Regions from separate parts of the Homo sapiens genome. Here region 2 is linked to region 1. The links are chromatin contacts, found by Hi-C in ENCODE. All regions are on one chromosome and are shown on one strand. Each heading gives the region's core, a stretch centred on a gene start or an enhancer-like site at or near the end of the contact. The rest is flanking DNA. Distances are from core to core; before and after follow the strand shown. Region 1 overlaps LOC107986420 (a long non-coding RNA gene). Region 2 overlaps PIK3R1 (phosphoinositide-3-kinase regulatory subunit 1).

Region 1 (2,811 bases), core at 131-2,630:
AGAGTGTAGCACCTCCCCCCACCTCTGTTTCCCTCCTGTTTCAGCTATGTAAGACATGCCTGCTTCCCCTTCACCTTCTGCCAAGATTGTGTTTCCTGAGGCCTTCCCAGAAGCCAAGCAGATGCTGCTGTGCTTCCTGTATAGCCTGTGTAACCATGAGCCAATTAAGCCTCTTTTCTTTATAAATTACCCAGTCCCAGGTATTTCTTTGTCGCAGTTCAAGAACAAACTAATACAGAGGCGTCTCACGTGATGGGCACAGGAGTAGGAGAGAGAGAGAGGGGAAGTGCTACACAGTTTTATACAACCAGATCTGTCAAGCTCTCAGTCACTCACTGTCATGAGACTGGAACCAACAGGATGGTGCTAAACCATTCATGAAGGATCCAACCTCATGATCCAATCACCTCCCACCAGGCCCCACCTCCAACACTGGGGATTATAATTTGACATGAGATGTGGGTGGGGCACAGATCAAATACCAATCTGACTTTGTCTAGCTTTTATTATCAGTCTTTTTGCAATCAGAGCCATGAGGAAAAAGGGAAAAATGGGTAAGAAAGTACATGTTTGGCTTTCATCAAGTGTCACTCTTACTTCCAAAGGTTGTCATTGCATCATGTCTAGGCTTCCGCAGATAGTCAGTCTAAACATATGGCTAAAGCCACATTTTCTATAATCCTTATTCGTGTATTATTTATTGGATCTTATTTTATGCCAGGAACTGGGAAGGCAAAGACAAAAAGAGAAGTTCCCTTTTTACAAACTGATTTCAACGCTTGTTAACTAAAAGACTAATAGGAGGAGAGACATTCAGAAGATAATGACATTAGAATATTGTGCTGGCCGTAAAGAACTACATTCTTTAATGTACTAGGTTCATTTTTTATTTTTAGGGAAAGTGCCCTAGAGTTAAGAGGAATTTGGTTTCAGCTTAAACCTATTTCAGTTACTTGCAACTTTATTTTGAAAAATGCTTGGGCATGCTAAATTTGAGTCCAACAACATTGCTCATGTTCTTCTTTACTCCCTCCAAGGTGAACTTTTTTTCTTTTCTTGGAAAGGTAGTAATGAGGGGCAGGAGGAGTGGGCAGATGATATTTCTATTGCATTTTGCATTGCCCATTCCATTCGAGGAGTTATGCAACCAAGGGAAAAAAAATGCATTTTCCACTCTTGAGGCTCTTTGATCACTTTTGCTCTTACATAACTCCCTAACAGCTGGAGCTGTAAACTTTAAAATTGGCAGGAACATAGTTCATATTGCGAAAGGAAATTCAACCCAATTGAAGAGAAACAGCTAGATATTTTTAAAGCGATCCCAGTATTTGTGTTCTTCAACATTTAGTGAGTGCTGGTGACGTTTGGGGGCATTAAGCTGGCTCCTTGCCCAGAGATGTCACCATCTTGACTGGGGGTCCTATCTGCAGGGCCTGGCTCAGGAGAATGGGGCTACTTTCTTTCTTTCTTTCTTTCTTTCTTTTTTTTTAAATTACTAAGCTATCTCATTCTGTAGCTTCTTTACCCACAGACAACCAAAGAAATACTTGTTCTAAGGTTTGGTGCTGCCAGAAGTAAATTCACACCAACCTGCCAAGGCCTCCTCCAGCTGGCTTGCTTGGAAAATATGTCTGTTCTTCTCAACAATATCATTCCCTTCACCTACCTTGCAAAAGGTAGCCTGCACTACCTTGTCCTCAAATATACCCCTTTCCTCCCTTTTACCTACCTCTTTCTCCTCCTCCTTATTTTATTTAGTTTTTTTTTTTTTTTGAGTTTTAGATTTGAGCTTCTTATCCACTATGGTGGAAGTAAATCTGTATGAAATCATATATCTGTTGCTACAACCTCTGCATCACATTGTAAAAAGAGTAAACTCATTAGAAACCCACTGCTTCAAAATCAACAGCTTCTTCAGTGCTGCATTAACACCTACATATAGTTAACAAATGTTGAAATCCGTTTGTAAAAAGGCTATTAAACTTCTAAGTGGCTAAAATAAAATTAAAGGCAAAATTGTCTTTTTCACAGTGAACAGTCTGCTGGCATCACTGATACTGGATGATCATTCAAATATTTGGATTTCTGAAGTCATGAGAAATCCAGGCACCTAACTTCTTTCAGTTATCCTTTCTTTCCCATCGAAGAACTAGATGTATGGAATTACACTTCTCGTAGCAATTGTTGCCTTAAGAGAGACTCCAACTCTGTATCTCAAGGAATGGTAGGCCACTGGTGAGAAAGGTGACATTTGTCATTTTGATATATTTTGGTGCAGTTGCTGCTGCCTAAAAAACCTCTTTTCTGAGGTACTCCAGGACGGCTACTCTGTATAGAGTGGGGGTCACCCCTGCAGGATGATGGTTTTCAGGGGTCAATGAGTCCTTCCTATGGGGAAGCACAGCATGGCTTCCTGCAGCAGGAAGCTGCCTTCGTCTTGGCTTTCTGGAGGCCTCCTCAGCCTTGCTCACTGCCATTTTGAATTTGGCTGATGTGCAAACACAAACAGAAAGGGCGAATTCAATAGCAGCGAGGGCTTGTCTCCTATTCTTGCTCCACCATGATTCAAACTTCTTCCACTCTGGTTTTAAGCAAAACCAGGTTCTTATTATTCTGAGGTACGCTACATTTTATTTTCTCTACTGCCTTTTCCAGTGCATACCCATCTTTTTTTTCTTCCTTTTATGGTCTTGAATTTTTATCTATGCCTGTTATAATAACTCTTCCTGATTCCAGAAAGGTGCAAGACCTGGCTTTCATCTATTTCTGAGCATGGAAACCATTTATTACAAGAAATGCCTGAGGCACTGA
Region 2 (2,811 bases), core at 126-2,625, 270 kb before region 1:
TAAAATATAATGAAAATTTGCTGATATACTTATGTAGTTCAAGTTTTTCCTCCAACTAGGAGGCTCTTTGGATTAGAAAATAAGAGATAGCTAACAAGACCCATCATATATTCTATACTGTATTCTTTTCCAATGTTGAAATCTATTTCGTCCTTTTGAAGTCAGCCAGCTGAGTCTCAGAGAATCAACCCAAAGCAGAGTGACTTGGATGCCTGACTTAATCTGGCATTTAACTGTATGAGTGCCTTTACCCCTCTGTTTTGCCCCTCAATAACAGAAAAATTATTCCTTGTGCCAAGGGGATGCAGAGAGGTTGATAAAACTGCATGCTACTTTGGATTTCTTAGAAATTGTCCATAAAACTCATGGAACATGTTATGAGATGGAATATCATAGATGATGTTCAGTTAAAGATATGGTTTCTTAACATCTAGTCCCACAGAGTCACATTAGATCTGAGAAGTTCAAACAAGTGCATTTTTCTAAAATGCATGTTGCCTTATAACTATCATTCCAAAACGAAGGAAGAAAACTTCAAATTAACAAGGGATATAACCAGTTAACTATTCAGTGAACAGCAGCATTCATATATTCAGCACGAATTACAATGTGGTTACAGCTAAAACTCTTTTTTTTTTTTTGAGGTCCAGAGCAGAAGTTTAATAGGTGAAAGAAAGAGAAAAGCTCTCTGAAGCGGCGGCGGGGGGCGGGGGGGCGGTCCTAGAGAAATAGGCGGCCCTAAAACTCATCTTCATACCCACAGAAATTTTATTTATTACTTGATATAAAATAAGCAGTTAGAAAAAAGTTTTCACAAGGACCACTGAGTGAACTTAATGTTTCTAATTAAAATACCCATAAATAAATCCCAAAGTCTTTAATTATGATCCATTTAGTCAAGAGACTTTCAACACATGCTTTTTGCTAAATCCCACTGGGGAAAAAAATAAAAGGAATTTTCTGTCACTCAAGTCCTGTACCTATGCAAATACGCTCCATACAACTGTTTTCTGCATCCAATTATTTTTTCTTCTACCTAACTGGGGGGAAAAATCAAGTTACATTATTTCAGTTTAAAAAGGTTTTTATATATAAATAAAAAGTCACCAAGGATGGCTGGTTAACAGAATTCTGGTTTGCCCTGGATAAACATATATTGCTGCTTATATCCATCTGCAATTTAATCTTAGTAGAAAATATAATTAATGTAGCCACAGAACACTCCAAATTAATGCTTTAATTTAAACTACAGCTGTTTAATCTTCTCATTGTAAGAGAACAGAATACCTAACACTTGATGCTAGAAGAGCAGGAAGTAAACAAGAGTGAAGAGAGGAAACTGAAATTACTCAATTGTCCACGAAGCTTAAGGAGCCATTTTACATAGTCCAATTAAGTAGCCCCTCATCACTCTCATTCATTTAATCATTTCATGGCAGACTATTCAGAATCTGCATCCCAAAGGTAACTTGTTTCTGCCCGTGATCCACCAAAATTAACTGAGCAGCTGCTTTATGCTGAAGCCCTGGGCTGGGAGCTAGTCTTGATGGTACAGTAGCTCCTTCAGGTTAACGAATTGAACTGTCACTAAAGGAAAAGAAAGGTGGCAACGGATAAACTTGTTTGCAGTTGGTTTACACATTTTCTCCAGTGACCATTCTGGGAAAGAAAGAAAGGTGCAACTATTAGCACAAATTTGGTAGAACAGGACTTTCTAACTCCGCCCTCTTTTAATTCACTGCAACTTCCCTTGAAGAATTTTCTAGGTTATGACCTCCATAGATGGTTCTTCCCAGGGCTGAATTTTCTCTGAGGAAAATCCTCTCATCTAGTTAGAGTTCATAGGAGAGGACATATTTTTTTAAAACAGGAAACAGAACATCAAAACTTTTCAAAGTTTTATGTGTCTAATCAAAGCAGTGGAACAAATCTTTTCTTAATCAAAATTATACTTTAACAGTCAGAGACCCTAGTAGATTTTACATGTTCAAAAACTAACAATTCTTCTGATACCAAGAACATATGTGAAACATACAAGTTATGTTTCACATAATACAGAAGCAAAGGGCTCAAAATGGGCCTTACTCTTTCATCGTGGCCTTTTGTAAAAATTGCGACAGTGGACCAGTGGGATTTCTGGCAGGAAAGAAGTCCCATCAGAGGCTGGCTTTTTTTTTTTTAAGGCCTTGCTTATGCAGAAAATTCTTGCTTTTTCCATTATGTGGTGTCTGGGGACGGTGGGAAGAGGAAGGCTTCTTTCTATACTTGTAGAGCACTGTAATTTAAAATGAGTCATGCAAAACACAAATGAAAATGTTAACCTCTGAGATGGGGGTCAGCAAATTTTATTCCCGCTTAGATCCAGTCTTCTCTGGCCAACTTGACTAAATACAAACCAGGGGCTTTCCCTGGATAGTCACGCTCCAACTTACCCAGACACTGAGGGCCAAGTTCAAAAGAAGGCAAGCTCAAGAAGGAGGCCTCTAGAATTAAGAAATCCTTGGCCATGGCTCAGTTCATGGACAGGCCTTGGGCTATCCCGTTCAACTCAGCATACCTCCCATTTCACAGGTGTGAATTTCCACCTCCCATCACAGCTCTTGGGGATACCCTAACTCCTTAGACGGGTAGAATGATCTGTCCTGGTGGCAAGCCATATCACAGTAGCTGACACAGTCTCCTGGGTCCAGCCTGGGAAAGCATTTGAGTTCCTATCTACCCATGGAAGGCCTCTCTTCTGGGGCTTACTGCCTTGCCTCACTGGAAGTCGTGCTTCCAATAAAATCATTAAACCCAGGTTGATGATATAAT

What was found. Hi-C counts contacts between places; a loop is a spot of excess contacts on that map. Pooled maps may share reads with other maps.
Region 2: a pooled map shows a loop between it and region 1 (2.1-fold over the local background). The contact joins two enhancer-like sites. A Hi-C loop is called at or near these places in 2 of 168 maps with a recorded cell type or tissue (cardiac septum and gastrocnemius medialis), 3 of 37 single-sample maps with no recorded cell type and 6 of 50 pooled maps.

Annotation. Positions count from the first base shown.
Region 1 is chr5:67,969,889-67,972,699 of GRCh38, reverse strand. The region is part of intron 1 of LOC107986420 (a long non-coding RNA gene); the gene reads left to right. Among named protein-coding and RNA genes, the nearest start is that of LINC02997, 180 kb to the right of the region's middle. Within about 2 kb of position 1,380, at least 11 of the 41 ENCODE cell types and tissues checked have a DNase peak (open chromatin) inside an H3K27ac peak, as active enhancers do.
Region 2 is chr5:68,242,420-68,245,230 of GRCh38, reverse strand. All of the region lies in intron 2 of PIK3R1 (phosphoinositide-3-kinase regulatory subunit 1), which reads right to left. Among named protein-coding and RNA genes, the nearest start is that of PIK3R1, 28 kb to the right of the region's middle. Within about 2 kb of position 1,375, at least 3 of the 41 ENCODE cell types and tissues checked have a DNase peak (open chromatin) inside an H3K27ac peak, as active enhancers do.